Linked DNA regions of Homo sapiens: regions 1 and 3 are each linked to region 2. A link is a loop called in an ENCODE intact Hi-C map of the cell type or tissue named here. Cell type or tissue: PC-9. All regions are shown on one strand. Each heading gives the region's core, and the rest is flanking DNA. Links, peaks and the distances in the headings are about the cores only.

The links. Peaks named below come from ENCODE experiments on the same cell type or tissue, not always from the same donor. Only the 100,000 strongest peaks of a DNase experiment are listed, where the experiment ranks them.
Region 1: it touches region 2 in a loop (5-fold over the local background); 2 of 110 quality-filtered maps call a loop at or near these places.
Region 3: it touches region 2 in a loop (2.2-fold over the local background); 2 of 110 quality-filtered maps call a loop at or near these places.

Annotation. Positions count from the first base shown.
Region 1 is chr12:126,066,519-126,072,362 of GRCh38, reverse strand. No RefSeq gene overlaps it. Among named protein-coding and RNA genes, the nearest start is that of LINC02359, 27 kb to the left of the region's middle. In PC-9, for the core only: CTCF peaks have their summits at 2,462 and 2,669 (motif pointing left); no DNase peak of the experiment used is centred there.
Region 2 is chr12:126,769,161-126,775,004 of GRCh38, reverse strand. It overlaps LINC00944 (long intergenic non-protein coding RNA 944), which reads left to right and starts at 2,743. Exons shown (of 5, transcript NR_033878.1): 1 at 2,743-2,926. RefSeq lists enhancers at 2,415-2,494, 1,970-3,169. In PC-9, for the core only: no CTCF peak of the experiment used is centred there; a DNase peak (open chromatin) is centred at 2,484; H3K4me3 peaks cover 1,713 bases; H3K27ac peaks cover 1,957 bases.
Region 3 is chr12:126,701,901-126,707,744 of GRCh38, reverse strand. The region is part of intron 3 of LINC02824 (long intergenic non-protein coding RNA 2824); the gene reads right to left. Among named protein-coding and RNA genes, the nearest start is that of LINC02824, 14 kb to the right of the region's middle. In PC-9, for the core only: a CTCF peak has its summit at 2,948 (motif pointing right); no DNase peak of the experiment used is centred there; H3K27me3 peaks cover 306 bases.

The DNA.
Region 1 (5,844 bases), core at 683-4,682, 700 kb after region 2:
TGATATAACTGCTCTGTGAGTTGGTGCTATAATTAGGCCCATTTCACAGATGAGGTAACTGAGGCAATAAGAAATAAAATCATTTCCCATGAGTAGCATGCGTTTAAGGTGGCAGAGCTGAGATTTGAACAAGGCAGGCTGGCTGCAGGCTTTCATAATACATGTGAACTCAGTAAGTCACAGTAACCTAACCTAGCTAAAAGCAAGGTGAGTCAGAAAAGATTTCACAAGTAGCCAGGCGCGGTGGCTCATGCCTGTAATCCCAGCACTTTGGGAGGCTGAGGCGGGTGGATCACGAGGTCAGGAGTTCAAGACCAGCCTCGCCAAAATGGTGAAACCCCCATCTCTACTAAAAATACAAAAATTAGCTGAGCATGGTGGCACATGCCTGTAATCCCAGCTACTTGGGAGGCTGAGGCAGAGAATTGCTTAAATCCGGGAGGCAGAGGTTGCAGTAAGCTGAGATCACACCACTGCACTCCAGCCTAGGTGACAGAACAAGATTCCATCAAAAAAAAAGAAAAGAAAAAAGAAAAGACTTCAGAAGCAATGACTAACAAGGAATTTGAAGGATGACTGCATAAAACAGGCACATGTTAAGGGAAGCTTAGGAACTGTTTCAGTCACAGCAAATTGCAGATGTGAGGACCCTGAGGTGGATCTGAAATCTATGGGGCTGGGTCCCAGAGTGTGGGAAGAGGCATGTGAAATCTTCTCTTCTAAACCCACCCCCCAGCTGTCTGACCTATGTCAGTTAGTGACATCTCCATCCTTCTACCTGCTCAAGAAAAATATTTTGGTGTCTTCCTTGACATCTTTTTTTTGCCACCCATAATCAGTCCTTTATCTTCAATATTACAAGCAACTGAGACTTCTCACTCCAGTGCCTCTACCTGTCCAGCATACCTTCTCTTCTTGCTTGCAATTACCTAAATTACCTCCCTTTTCCCTTGCCCCCTCTCAGCCAGTGTGCTCCCCTGAAATAGCAAGTAAGAACAGGCCCTCCTGTGTGCAAACCCTCATAAGCTTCCAAGTCTGCTCAGCCAGTGTGCTCTCCTGAAATAGCAAGTGAGAACAGACCACCCTCTGTGCAACCCCTCATAAGCTCCCAAGTCTGCACAGTGACCCACAAGGCCCCACTTGGCCTGGCCCTCCATTATCCCACACTCAGACCCCATCTCTTATTAGAGTGACCTCACTGTGTTGGCCTCCACATGGTCCTGAAGCAGCCAGGCTGGCCCTCACCCTAAGCCCTTCCCTCTGCCTGGATGCTCTTCCTATATCACCCCAGCAATTGCAAATCACCCCTCAGTTCAGCATGTGGTGAGTGTGTGCAGAGCTGTTCTGGATAACCAGGTCAGGAGGGATGCACATGGTTGGGGACTAAAGTCCCTTGACTTGTGCTTCCTTAGCAGGACTCTAATCCCACCTCCTCACCAGCTCCCAGGCTGGCTCTTCTGTCCATGCCTCTTTACCTCTGGCCCTCAGCATCAGGCACCTGGATGCCAGTACTTCCTTCCCATCTGGTGTCCTAGCAGCCACCCTCCTTTCCTCCACAGTCAGGGAGAATTGTGTACACTGCCATGCTTTAACACTTTCACTGGCTCCACTTCTTACTGCGTCCCACAGGTTCTGCCTTATCTAGCCCCTGCCTGCATGCACTGCCTAATGTCTTGCTCTTTCTGTTCTTCAATCCAAAGCTCCACCAAACTCAGCTTGTGTCCCCAAGGCATAGGAGCCTTGTTACATGCTGGCCCCTCAGTTCGCAAAACATTTTCCAGCATATCCGCTGGGCTGTCTCTGGCTTCTCCTTCGAAAGTCAGCTTGATTGCCACTCCCTCTAGGAAAGCTCATGATATTTTCCCACTCCCCCAGCTCCTCTGCTGATGAGACTTGCATCATTCAGAGTCCCCACTTCTATATTAACTCTTGCTGTCTGTACTCAGACCAAAATCTGGACATGTTCAATGGAGCATGAGTTCCTTCAAGATGCCATCTTTATTTCTGAATCCCCCATGCCCTGTGTGATGACATTCAGAGATGAAGGAGGAACCCAGTCATTGCTTGTTGTGTGAATGGATGGATGAGTAGGTGTGTCTGTCTCACTCACTAGTCTATGATGCCCATGGGGTTAGGATCAGTTGACCACGTGTTACATAAATGAACTAAAGATGGCCCTTTTATTTTTGGCCTCTGGATTGTATACTTCTTCACAGTAGGCTGGGACCATTAGCTCAAAAGCCCACTGGCACTCAACTCAAATTTTTACACATCTAATTGTTCTAATCATAGCCCAAATAAGCAGACTTTTATCCACTTAGAGCCTGCCTGCTTTGGATATCTACCAAAAGTGTGCCCCCTATCTGCTAGCCATTGATAAAATAAACTCTTTTGCTGTAAAAGACCCCAAGCATCTTCTGCTCTTCAAAGCTCTCTAACCCAAACTTCCCACTGTGCTGCTGAGAAACATCACCTGGAAACATAAGCCCCATCTTCCCTAGAATTTCCCTTGACCTCTTCATCTTCTAGGTAGGGCTCCTGAACCATGGCCTCTGGATGGTCTCGTGCCATGAGGGACTTGCCCTGCTGGCAAATCTGTCAAAGCGAAGCCTGAACAAATTCATTGTGCGCTACTGCCACCTTGTGGCCATATGGTTTTCCTTGATCAACTCTGAAATCCCTGGAACTCACTACACCTTATTAGAGTGAATCTCATGTACCCCATAAATAAATATGCCCACTATGTACCCACGAAAATTAAACATTAAAATTAAAAAGGAAATATGTAATGTTCAGCAATGAAAACCTGTTACCATCATTGCGCATGAACCAACGGACATCTTTTCCTTATCCCATTGTATACAGCGGACACTCAATCAATGCTGTGGAATGAATGGATAGATGGATTTGTCTCTCTTTATTACTTTATGTTCTCTATTAAGCCAGGATCTGTTGTCCTCATTAAGGTGCTCCCAATGAAAATCTTCTGTCCTCTTCACCCTGGAACCCCAGGCCAATTTCTCACTGGGCAATGGTTTATTATGAATCCTTAATTGGTGCTTTCTTCATTGAACAATATGAAGAGAAAACCACCTGCATTCAAGTGATCTCTGGATTTTTATCAGGGGTAAAGATCCTGATAAACAGAGATAGAACACCATTACCTGAATCAGACCAATTCAAAACCTTAAACACAGATTAGGACACAGAGATAGAACATGATTACCTGAATCAAACCAGCTCAAAATCCTAAACACAGGTTCTTAGACCCCTGTATCTCTGGCTGTACTAGAGCCTCATGGCAGTGACAGGAAGCCAGAGCCTCCCAGGTCACAGAGTTAAGTCCCTTGCTTGATAAAGGATTTAACTGAAGCTCAGAGGGCTTATGTGATGCAATCTGAGGTCAAGAGTGGGCTAATCAGAAAGCTGGGGTTAGAACCCCACTCTGAGCTGCTTTCTCAGACATAATCTCATATTTCTACCATTTTTTATGTTTTTCAAACATATTTTGATGCTTGTGTATCATTTATTCAGACAACATTTAGGAAGTATAAAGTTTGTACTGTGCACAAGCATGCACCGTTAATAAAGCTAAATTTCCTACTGTCGTCTTCAAGTATCCAGCTGCCATTTGAGCATTACTTCAAGCATTTGTTTACATCAACTTGTTTATTATTTTCGGATTTGATACATACAAAATAAAGCATACCAGATGTCACAAGAAAGCTTCTTCAAAATCAATATGAGATTTATTTAGATTTCTTGTTTTTCCTGCTTTCCCTGTGAGCCAAATGACTGCCAATCATTCCCAAATTTCTATTATCAAAAATGGAAGCTTGCTTTCTAGAATTTGGAAAAATAAAGTAATATTTGCTTTATGCCCCTGACATGAATCACCCCTCTAATTAGAGGAGAGTTGGAATGACTGCACACAATAGCATATGCAGTGATGTGTAGGTACAGTGACCTATTAATGCTTGTGACAATGTTCCCAGGCTGGGCTGTTTCCTATTGTATAGGGAGGCACTTTGTAACTTTGCATTTGCTCAATGGGGCTTTGTAAGCTGAAATTGGGTTAGGTATTATCTACAGCCACAAATGAACAGAGGTATCAGTGAGTGTCTGAAGGCCCTGGACAGAGAGTAAAAATGAAGTTTTTCTGTGCTGTAGAGCCTGATGGTGTGACCAGCCTCCAAGATAAATACCAGTAGAACAGCTGCCAGCCACAGTCACAGGCTCGAATCAATGAAGACAGAAAAAATCATTTCAGATGCCACATCCCTGCTTTGCCCTGTTCCCAACTGTGGACCTGCATAAACTACAATACAAGAAAGATTCATTAAAAATAGAAAAGTCTCCATGTGATTCTAACTGGAGTCACTCACAAAACTTCATGCTCTATTCTCTCAAGAACATGCTTTGATCTAGGGGATCTGTGCCCTTGAAGAAGCCTTTTTGGCTAATGCTGCTTTTGGCTCTGATCCACGGAGTTAATGAGGGTGAAGTCCATTTTCCTCTCTATGGACATTTCAACATCATGGCCAGAGGAGGTAATTACTTCTCCCTTCAAATTGAATTAAGAATTTTAAGAAGATGTCACTTTTGTCTTTGCATGAGAAAAATCAGCTTCCTCATTATCTTCCAACCCTGGGACACTTTCCAGTGGTGTCCGTGTTGGATTTCTTTATTTAAAGCCCCCCTACTGGACTAACACAAGAGAACCATCTGGCTGGATAGATTCCGAGAGGGGCTTTGGCAGGAAACAAGGACTTAAGATCTCTACAACATAGAGATCTTACACAATCTCCCATGATAGAGAAATACACTCAGAGGTATACATAGTAACACAAGAGTCACACAATAGCCAGGTATCTTGTTTTGCAGCTTTCAGAATTCAATTTAATGGGATAAGTCATTTAGGGTATGGGAAGAGAGGAGAATGAACTCACAGCAGCTTTTCTTCCTTTCACCTTATAATTTAAGTGTAAAGCTTACCTCAAGGTCTATTAAAAGAAATTTCTGTATCAGCTATTTTATTTCTATCCACAGAACAGCCCTCACATCATTAAAGGTCTTAAGTGTAACAGGTTGCCAATCACTGGGTGCTGGGAGGAGGACAGAAATAAATTAACAAACAGAATTTTCGGGAAGACATGGTCTTCTGTGGACCCCAGATAGTTAGCTGCTTAGAGCACCCAGGCATTTCAGGGAGAAACTAAATGGGTAGCTGAGCTTCAGAGGTCCCCAGGAAACTCAGATGTCCCCCAGAACTGTGCACTGACTGGAAGCCTTAATGTGCCTTCTGGCGACATAGTGCTTGTCACTGTACACCAGGGATGTACCTGTGAAAATCCATTCAGGGCCATATGGCACCATGAGTAAGTGGCCTTTTACTGGCATGGGAGACAGATCTGCCAATGATCCAAATTTTCTAAGCTTCACTTCCTACTCCCAAGTCTCGTGTGAGTGACATTCAAAAATTCAGGGAATCATGGACCCCAATCCCAGCATGCTAGTATTGAAAGGGAAATGGGAGTTTGATTAGGCCAAGTGAGTCCACTGTGATGTATAGAGACACAAATGCGTTGGTATCCAGTGTGCACATGTGTGTTCCCCAGTAATTGTTCCTGAAAAAGGCCCATAATATTATGGGGTACCATCACCATGACACTATGTTGAACAACAAAGTACAATGTAGGGAACGATACTTCAACCTAAATCAAGCTCCACTGGGACTGGATTTGGAAATTTATGATGCCAACTGAACCACATGGTAAAAAGAGACAAAGTCATTAAATGGAAACTTTATTATTATCCCTGAAGGTTTCACCTCAAAATGTCAAG
Region 2 (5,844 bases), core at 872-4,871:
TATATCTACAAGCAATTACATGGTTATGCACCCTTTTTTGCACCATTTTTACATAAGTAATACATACTATACATGCCATTCTAAATTTAGATTATTTGGTTTTGGACTTGAAGGGAAAGAAGAGCTCTGGAAGTTTTGACACTGGGATTTAAATGCTCAAGTCCAGAAGAGGGATGGTTGGCTTTTGCTAGCAAACCATTGGCCAGACATAGTCACAAGGTCATCTTTGGAATTAATGAGGCCAGCAAGTGAAAGTCTATCATGTCTACTGCTAGAAGAGGCAACTGGGGAGTAGGGAGGTCACAGAGGTATGAAGTGGAGGCATCAGGTTTCACCAGCTGCTCAGTGAGACACTGGATCCCAGGTGGGGCAGAGTCTACGTAGAACCCAGTCATTTATTCACTGACTTTCCATTCATTCATTCGGTGTCCCCAGCCTCGTGCATGACATAGTTGCACATCCAGTGGGAACATAAAAAAAGCAGAGTTATATAAGGACCCTCAAATTACTTTCAAAAACAGATCATTAGAATGTGAAACATTCCCCCCTCTTGTCTTTACAAGTTTGCACCACATGAGCCTTTTTAACTGAAGAATTTTAACTTTCTAGAAGACAGATTGGCCTATCCAAGAGAGAGCAATCACTACTGAGGTCATGGCCATATATTCATGCATTGGGGTTGCTGGTTGGCTGGGCTCTCAGGGGTGGTCAAGAGGTTCCCTTTATTCTGAACCCCCTGTAGGGCGTGCTAGTCTTCAATGGAGAAGTTGCAGCTGGGATCAGAGACCCTCCTGGCAATTGCATGATTCACATCTCAGCAATAACATCTTGATGCATAAAGAAGAACACTGTACTTACAATCCCCGGAGGCAGAGGAGTAGACACACAATTACATGGCAGGGGCTTAGTTCATGATTAGGATGGCAAAGATCAGGCCCGGGATGGGCTGGCTGTATAACGCTAAATCAAAGAGGGCTCAGATTTATGAAACCAATAAATAAATGAGGCCCCAGACATCTGTCTGGAGTTGCTTGGGGAAATTCATTGATTTCAGAAAAAGGTATATATTAATAGTTTAAAAACATAAGAATAAAAATCACAGAGTTCATATCTTCAGCCTGAATATTTCTTCCTACTTCAAGATTCCTCCATCCAACTACCAATACCTGTCTCCAGTTAGATATCTACTATGCATCTTTAAATTAATATGTCTGAAACTAAACTCCTGTGTGCCACCACCACAATCTGCATGAACGAACAGATGAATGAATGAATGAATGAATGAATGAATGAATGAATGACTTACCATGACCATCAGAATCAAGGCACCTTGGTATAATATCTCTTTCCTTCCTTACAGCTGAAAATTTAGCTCTTGTCTTTGAAGATTCACTTCTGCCTCTCTCTAGCCCTGAATTGGTCTCTCTAGCAACATGTGTCTCCCCTCTGAATTCCTGTATGGATTTCAGACTAATGGCAGCCAAACCAGTGCCTGCACCCTTCCAGATTGTTTCTTCTAATTTAGTCCTCTGCTGGTGGTCTCCATGCACTCTCCTTTGCATATTCATCTGCAGGTCATCTTCACACATTCTTATCAGCCTAGGAGTCTTCTGTGCAGTGGTCTCTTCCTGCCACATCTCCCCTCTCCCCAGGAGATTAGAATGGCAAAGCCACACTCTATGGGATCTCAAGAACCCAAGTGTGAGATTTGCTTTCAGTATTTAGCAGAATTGGTGTTTCTGGGGCGGCAATCTCCTCCTGGAGATGTGTTAATCATTTACAGAATAGCCTGGACTAGTGTATGGGCCCTGCCCTTAGAGCCAATGCCACATTTATTTTTATTTTGCGAGATCTGCACTGACATGAAAACCGAAAATTCTATTGACGTTTCCTGTTCAACCTAAAAGCTAAATCCAGTTCATCACTGAAATCCCACAATGCCCTGAGACAAATAGTGCTTTAAAATATGTGGTGATTTTTAGGTCAGGTGCGGTGTAATCCCACACCTGTAATCCCAGCACTTTGGGAGGCCGAGGCGGGTGGATCACGAGGTCAGGAGGTTGAGATCAGCCTGATCAATATGGTGAAACCCCATCTCTACTAAAAATACAAACATTAGCCAGCGCCTGTAATCCCAGCTACTCAGGAGGCTGAGGCAGAAGAATGGCACGAACCCGGGAGGCGGAGGCTGCAATGAGCCAAGGTCGCGCCATTGCATTCCAACCTGGGCAACAGAACGAGACTCCGTCTCTAAGAAAAAAAAAAAAAAAAAGTGGTGATTTTTTTAAAAAGGAGTGGTTCATTCAGTTAAATGGGAAGAGTTGTAATGAGGGACTAAGTGGCTAAGTTGGCTGGACTTCCTGGGTCAATAGGGACTTCCCTAAGGGGACTTTCCCCTAAGCCAAAATGAGTCATAGCTGAAAGCTAAGGGATGGAAACTTCAACCAATCAAAGGGGACTTTCCCCTAAGACAAACTGACTCATAGCTGCAAGCTAAGTGGTTGAAACTTGAACCAGTCATATAGGGAGTTTAAGCTCTAGCTTCAGCCTGATGTTTTTAACCAACTAGGCCCGCCAACCCACAAGCAGATAGAAAATAAGCTGATTCTATAGGACAGAAAAAGGAAGAGGGCAGGGGTCATAAGGGGATGTAAGCATAAGATACCCAAGCCAGAAACAGCAACCCTTCCAGGTCCCCTTCCCCCACGTGGAAGCTTTCCTTTCACTTTCGCTTTAATAAATCTTGCCGCAGCACACTCTCTAATCGAGCTGTAACACTCGCCACTGCCGTCCACGGCTTCATTCCTTGAAGCCGTGAGACCACGAACCCTTCGATTGAGAAGAACCTTCGGTCGGAAGAAGACTTCTCGTCTCAGTAACAATAACAAGAAAAACAGCCTAGACTAGACGCACATCAGGAAGACAGGTAGTAACAAAATATTTTGTTGTTTGTACTTTTAGTGTTGTCTCTAAGACAGCTTTGCCTAACCCAGGCAACAAAAATTTAATCCTATACTTTCATCTAAGAGTATTACAATTTTAACTCTTTAATTGAGGTCTGTGGATCATTTGGAGTTAATTTTTGTGTGTGGTGTAAGGAAGGGATCCAAAACATACTTGTCAGCAGCAGTTGTGGAAAAGACTATTTTTCCTATTTTTTTCCTCATTCAACTGTCTGGAATTTTTGTTGAATATCAATTGACTATAAATGTAACGGTACGTTTTACGGCTCTCAAGTCTATTCCACTGGTCTGTGTGTCATTTTTTTATACCAATACCACACTCTTTAATTATTGTGCCCGGGTAATGTCTGACATTGGAAAGTGTGAGTCCTCTAAATGTGTTATTTTTCTCAACTGTTTTGGATGTTCTAAGTCCCCTGTGTTTCAATATGAATTTTATGATAGGCTTCTCAATTTATACAACAAATCCAGCCAGAATTTTGATAGGGACCACATTGAATCTATAGATCAATTTGAGGAGTACTGCCATCTGAACAATATTGTCTTCCAATCCACAAACATGAATTTTTTTCCATTTATTTAAATCTTCTTTAATTCTTTTCAACAATGTTTTCTAGTGCTACATGCATAGGTTTTGCACTTCCTTTTAAGAATTTATTCCTAAATATCATATTATTTCTGAGTGCTATTATAAATATAATTACATATTTTCTTAAAATCATTTTTGGATTGCTTACTTTTAGCATATAGAATTTCAATTTATTTTTGTATATTGATCTTGTATCTTGAAACTTTGTCCAACTAATTATTAGTTTTAATAGGTTTTAAGTGGATTTCTTAAGATGTTCCATACACAAGGTCATATCATGTTTGAATATAAATAGACTTACTTCTTTATTTCCAAACTGGATGCTATTTATTTATTTTTCTGGCCTAATTATCTTGGATAATTTCAGGAAAATTTTGAATAGAAGTTATAAGAGTAGACATTCATGTCTTATTCCTGATCTTAAGAGAAAATAACTCAGTCTTTTACTATTAACTATAATGACAGCTGTGGAGTTTTTTGTAGATGTCCTTTACCTTCTATTTCCAATTTATTGAGTGGTTTTTTAAAAATGTATATGAAAAGGTGTTGGATTTTGTTAAATGCTTTTTCTGGGTATACTGAGATGGTTATGTGGTTTTTGTTATTTATTCTAATAATGTGGTATTTAGATGGGGGTCTTTAACTGCTGGCTGAAGACTCTCCAAAGCTTGTTTTCCTTCTTCCAGAGTGATCTATAGTATTCAATACAGTGGTTTTCATTTGTCCTGTGCATCTGATCATAATGAACAGAACCTCTCTACTGATCACTGAAGAACCTATAGCATGAGTGAGAAATAAACCTTATTGTTTCAAACCACTGAGGTTCTGAGGTTGTTTGTTAGGTAGGTGCCTTTAAAATATGTCCACAAATTTTTCTTTAACAAACCCTCCCTTATCATGTTAAGTCTATTTCCCCTCTCAGTGAGTGAGAGTCCAAATGAGTTACTCACAGAAGTAATTTACAAACAGAAGTAATAATATATGGTGATATGGTTTGGCTGTGTTCCCACCCAAATCTCATCTTGAATTCCCATGTGTTGTGGGAGAGATGCAGTGGGAGATAATTGAATCATGGGGGGAAATTTTTCCCATGCTGTTCTCCTGATAGTGAGTAAGTGTCATGAGATCTGACCGTTTTATAAAGAGGAGTTTCCCTGAAGAAGCTCTCTTTCTCTTTGCCTGCTGCCATGCACGTAAGACGTGACTTGCTCCTCCTTGCCTTCTGCCATGATTGTGAGGCTTCCCCAGCCATGTGGAAATGTAAGTCCAATTAAACTTCTCTCTTTTGTAAATTAGCTGGTCTCAGGTATGTCTTTATTAGCAGTATGAAAACAAACTACTACATATGGCTTTTGGGCTAAGTCATGAAAATAAAAGGCATTGTTCTCTCTCATCACTTACTCTAGGAAAATCTGGCCGTATTTCAGCAAGACACTCAAACCCATGTAGCCAAAACAAAACAAACAACAACAACAACAACAACAAATGCATACTCCTATCAAAAGCCAGTGAAGAACTGAACCCTCCTGCCAAATGCCATGTGCAAAATCAGCTAGGAAGTGAACTCATCATTGATACTATTGAATAAGCATCCCAGACTTAGTAAGGTTGTTTTTGTCCTGGTAGAGATACAAATTACTTCTATTTGATGGAACAGATAACACCCCCCAAAATATGTCATATTGAATATAAGCCAGTTTTTGTATATAACTCATACATCATATATTAATGTTGCTTTTATATATTAGGCTTTAAAAATGTTCTTTAAGCCAGTCCTACCATGTTACTGGTTCTCTAAGTAGTAATTAAAAGAAAATTTATACAGGTTTAATTTTATGTATTTTTAGAGTCATAATTTTATGATTTAGAAAATTATACTTCATGAGCTACTTGCATAAATTAAACAAAATTAATCCCTATCACTTATTTAAATATAAGACTAGGAGCTATTTCCCCTGTCAAGATTGTGTTTTTAAAGTAGTACTGTTTTGAGTAATTTACTTGATGCCAACCCTGTCCCTTGACAGTGTTATTCACTTCAACACAGCTGCAACTCTCTAAAAGAGACATCAGTATTGCCCAAGTTCCTATGATAAACTGGGCTCTGAAATGTTCAGTAACTCGCCCAAGTTCTCACACTTCGTTAAGTAGCAGAACCAGGATTAACCACTAGCTATAACACCAAAGTCCATGTACTTTTCATTAAGCCATGATGCCTCTGAAAATTAGCCAGATCTGAGTTTTTGCTTTCATGGAAGAATAGAGAATCAGCCTGGCGTGGTGGCTTACGCC
Region 3 (5,844 bases), core at 683-4,682, 67 kb after region 2:
AATTATAGGCATGTGCCACCACGCCCAGCTAATTTTTGTATTTTTAGTAGAGACGTGTTTCGCCCTGTTGACCAGTCTGGTCTTGAACTCCTGACTTCAGGTGATCCGCCCGCCTCAGCCTCCCAAAGTGCTGGGATTACAGGCATGAGCCACCGCTCCTGGCCTCTTTTTATCCCAAATTCCATTAATTATTAATACTTCTGAATATGGGATACATTATTGTCATGTTAGTTTTATTCCACTGCAAAAATATCCATATTGAAAATGTATAGTATTCGACTCCCCAGGCAGCTACCTGTCCATGTGGTACCTTTGTAAAGTTAGAAAAGGCACCCCTTCCTCAAAGAGTTTGACTGCCGTCTTTCTGACAATGGTTATAATAAATACTGTACCATATTTCATTAGATGTAAGATGCTAGCATTGGTCAGACTTACTCTTATTTTATATACCACTAAGAAAAACAAATGCTGCCTACAAGATGAATTAGTTGTAAGATGCCCCCTCATTGCAGATAATTGATGAAATATAAATAAATGAAGCTACAATAGAGGATGTGAATTTTGTCTTGTTAAGACATACCCCTCTGCAGGTGTGTGCCCTGCTAACTTCTCAGATCTTGTCTTCAATACCGTGTGCCTTTCAGAATCCTGACATTCCTTCATTTACCAAACACCTGAGCACAGGCTGTAGGTGCCAGCATCCCAAATCCTACTAAAACTCATAAGTATAACAAAACCCAGTTCACAGAGTCAAGCCTATGTTCTGTAGCAGTCAATACCAGGAGTGAGAACATATTCTTTGACTTGGAAAGGGGCAGTCCTGGGTCTGGGTCTGCAACTCCTTAGTTGTGTAGCATTGGGCTGGTCATGCCACCTCCTGAGTTCAGCTTCTTTCCCCTGAGAAAGGAGATCATAACATACACAGCTCAGAGCTGATTGAGAACTTTCTGGGTTCATTAAGGAGCTATCTGTGCTTAGTAAATGCCTGTTCTATTTTACTTATTGAGAATTCTTTCTAAACCATCCAGAAGTGTGTTTTATTTGTTTGTCTCTAAGACAAGCGGAAGAAAAAAAAAACATATATAAAATGCGACATTTTGAGGGTGGAACTGTTTATGCTGGCTTTAAGCTACTACCTCAGCTCCAGACCTGCCCTTTCACACCCTGATGTCAGGGCTGGAGCTCTGCAAACCACACCTCTGCTTTGCCGGCTGCTTTCTGTTGGGCTCTGTCATTAGGGACACTAGAGGGAGACCTTGGGGGTAGAAGGGGAAAAGGATCTTGCTCTTTATGTCTTTCCTGCTGTTCCCCTATGCCATCCAGTAAATGGCCCTGCATGCTGGCAGCAGTCATTGATTCTAACTTCCAGCTTCTTCCTACTGTCTGAGGCCAGCTTCAGCACAAGCTCGAAAGACATCAGCATCTCCTGGGCATTTTCATCTTTTCAGAGTCTGGGTCTCAGCTCCCTGGGGACCTTCTTCCCAGCTCTCAGGCATCGCTAGCAACTGGGTGGTAGTCTTTCTTCTGAATGGTGGGTCTTTGCTTTGCACAGTCCTCCAAGCTTCTAGGTTCCAATATAACTACATGTGTGGTTTTTTCTTCAAAGTTAAATAAAATATTTCATTTAAAGAGGCCTCTGTGTGCAGCAAATGCCAGTTTCATTTCACTCATTCATGGCACTTTAAGGACAAGTTGCAAGTATTTTATTTGCTAGTGTTCCAGGCATATCAGAACATAAAACATTCTTATTTAATGTGGAATATTTGTAGGAAGATCTGAGTGATTTTTACAGTGGATTCATTGAAAGTGATATTTAAAAGGTTTTATAGAGGAAATACATTATTATGCCCATGCAGATACATCATAATCTAGATTGGAATGTAGCAGGAAACTGTTTGAAATATAAAATAATAGTCCATTAGCTCTGAGAAACGTAAAAATCACATAACTAAAAGAAATATATTGGCTTAAGTAAATACTGGTTCAAAGCAGACAAAAAAATGCCAAGAAAAATACTGCTAAGTAGATTCTTATCCCTTATTTGTGGTCTATAAAAGCAAATGGCAGCACTGCAGTTCAGGAAATATTGGTGACTAAAAAGCAAGTCTCAACGTAAAATCGTATGAAATAAGAACAAATGCCTTTACTTGAAAGCAAAGGAAATCAAGCAACAACAACAACAAAAACCTATAAATTTGACTGAATTCCCACACAGGCTGTGTTGCATATTGACAAGCCAATATTTTTGTATAAATCAGTACAAAACCTGTAAAAAAAAAAATTGAAGGTACCCCAAGGTCATTCTCATGTATGTAGTAAAAGCCAGTCAGTATTTGCTTGGCTATGAGCACATGAATAAGCAGCAAAGGGGAAAATAATTCTGATAGAAACCAGCCTAAACCATGCCTTCAAGAGCTTCCCAGAAATTCCATTCCTATTTGAGCCATGGTTTATGGCAGTGATCAATTTAAATCTAGTCAGAAAATAGTCCATAATTTACCCCCTGATTATCTAGGTGGCTAATACCTTATTTCTCAAGTAAAGAAAAGCAGCCAGATGCGGTGGCTCACGACTGTAATCCCAGCATTTTGGGAGGCTGAGGTGGGTGGATCACCTGAGGTCAGGAGTTTGAGACCAGCCTGGCCAACATGGCGAAACCCTGTCTCCACTAAAAATACAAAAAATTAGCTGGGCCTGGTGGTGGGCGCCTGTAATCCCAGCTACTTGGAAGGCTGAGACAGGAGAACCGCTTGAGCCCGTGAGACTGAGGTTGCAGTGAGCCAATATCATGCCATTGCACTGCAGCCTGGGTGACAGAGTGAAACTCCACCTCAAAAGAAAAAAACAAAAAAAGAAAAAGAAAAGCACGCAAGGATAGAAATCACCAATCTTTTCTGTGATGTTTGTGTTTCCGTTTTCTGCCACCAGGGGCTAATGATATTACCATGGTCTATAAATCCACTATTCCTCTTTCCTTCCCTGTTGGGCTTTCAATAGGCTTAGTTCACTAGACATGGGGCAAATATATTGCTTTTTGGTAAAGATGAGTTTTGCTTGCTGACAAATATGGTAGCTCCTTACAAAATGAACAGTGATCAGAGACATTGTAAGCTAGTAGAACAATACATTGCTGTAAGTTACCCCAAATTTATTTGATTCAGCCTGGGTTAAAATACAAGCTAATGTATTTTAGGACTCAACATTTTGTTTTACATTTGTTGGACAGAACATTTGAGAACAAATTTAAGAAGTTACTGACACAAGTGTTTTCAAGGATTTTCTTCACTGATATTTAGCCTTTGTTTACATAGGGAAGAGGGAAGATTACCAGATAGTTTACATTCTTATTATCATGACATATATGCCATACTTAATTGATCCATATCATGGCATTATAGCTTTTGAATTTTTCTCTGTTTAGATAGGAAAATAAGTTTTTCATTATATTGAAAGTTCATTTTAACTGCTTCAAGAACTATTGGCTTTATTACTGAGACTATGAATGTTTATTACAGGAAACTTAATTCGGAAAACTTTGTTCACTGTAATTGGAAACCGAGTTTGCCACCAAAGGCTGATTAAACCCAACAACTATTCCATTAAACTGCTGACTCTTCCTTTAGTTTACACAGCCAAGATAAAAGAGATTGAACAGAATCTTTTCCTTGACCTCGAGAAATGAATGACTTTCACAGGTGAAAAGGATGGACCATGTCTGACAATTTAAACAGTCAATTCACCTTCTCCATGAGCCTCAGTGAATTAACAATATTTTCAACCCCTTTATGACTCTTCAAGAAGAAATAGGGCGGTTAACCTGCATTTTACATAGGCTTTCTGCTGTTTATCTTTTCAGCCCTTTATATATGGCCTTCTATTGTTTCTCTTTTCTGCCCCTGAGAAGCTTCCTCTGATACCTCTCACTGGAAGATTTGATTGTATTGGAAGAGGGAAGGAATCTCACAGGAGATCAGTATGGTTTTACCTTGTATCTGTTCTATCCATGCCTCATTTCCCTTTCTGTATTCTGTTGTGGGCAGAATCCAGGGACAAGTTGTCTTGGCATTGTCATCTTGCACAGAGCAGCACCCTGAACATAGTAAGTAGTTGGAAATAGTAACTTGAGTGCATGGCTATCCTACTACAAATTATTTCTTAATGCCCATCTTTCACGGGTATCATGGAAAATCAGGATTACGCATCACCTATAATGGAACTCATCACATTCCCCGTGCTCATTTTCCAGGTCTCCTGAATCAATGGATGGCTCTGCCTTGTATTCAGTGCTAAAAAATGGAATTCTCCAGTGAGAGCTCTCTCATCTGATGACCAAGTCCAGCCATGGTCTGCTGCCTCTACCCCATAAATGTCCTTCAATTCCAGCCTTTTGCACAATTTCCAGTTCAAACTAACCAGTGTATCTCAATTCATCTGTTGTTCCCTACTGGGTTTCTCTTACAGCAACCAAATCTGATTATAGTATTTCCTTACTTAATGTCTTTCTGTGGCTCACAACTTACTTTTCTAAAACGATCTTGATTCTTCCAATAGCTGAAAAGATTTAATATGTCCCAGCCTCTGCTGACCTCTCTGGCCTCATCTCACCTTACCCTCATTCTTGAGAATCTTTGTTTTATTTTGTTTTTGCAGAGCGGCCATTGTGATTTATTTGTCAGTTCATGAAAAGCACTGGACTTCTCATCCGGGGCATGTGTCATTCCTTCTTTCTGATTCCCTTTTTATAGAATGTTCTGATTAGTCACTCATCCAGTTGATTTCACTTATTTAAAAAAATTTCAGACAAATGTCACTTCCTGAGTGGATTTTCCTGATTACACAAATTTGTTTTGACTCTCCTGTCATATGTTCATTCCCCTAGGTTTGATCTTGTATATATACTAAATCTGTGATTAAATAACTAATTTTTATTTAGTTGCCTATTATGTATTTTCATGGCTAGAATGTTATTCTTTGTCCTAGATCCTAAGAGTAGGATACATATCCTACTAGGTAGATAGACAGGTAGATAGATAGATAGATAGATAGATAGATAGATAGATAGATAGATATGTATGATACTATATATATATATATATATATATAATCCTTTATATATAGTAGGACACACGCACACACACATAAAAGAACAGCACACACATAAATATAAGAACAAATTATTTTTAATCCAGGTTCTTAATACCATAGATCATGATTTTTTATAATGCATATTCATTTTCTGCCACTCTCTGACCCCTAACACGTGTGGGAGATTGTTCTTGGCCATGGGTTTTGGGTGGTAAGGAGATAAATGTTGTCCTTAGCCTCAAGGGGCTCATAATTGTTCAACTAAATTTGCTTAAAATGAACCTTGTCTGTCAATATGTATAGATGAAGTATACCTAAAGCATGTTGTGGCTCATTAGGAATGGTCTTAGGAAGTGTTGGGTTGAGAGGCTGAAATAGTAGGTCATCTAAAGTGCATTAAGAAGGGAGCCCACTGGATCCCAGTCTCTGCCACCCCAACAAGAGACTGATCAGCCTGCATGTTATTGAAGGCAGAACCATTACAGAACCTCGAGGGGCAAGGTGCTGAGGTGGAATAGGGGACAGAGGAACTGGGTCTCCTCTTTCATTCTGCACACAGCATCTGTGGGCATGTGGGTGAATTAGGTCACACCCCTGGCCATTATAAGGTGTTTGGGATAAAAATGCAGTGGCATTTGTGAAGTGTCTAGCACATTGCCTTTGATCTTAGTCAACAAATGAACGCTTGTTTCTTTCCCTGCCCTTTTTCCTCATCATCAGACCCATCATTCTAAAATACTTTCATATTCCCTTCCTGCT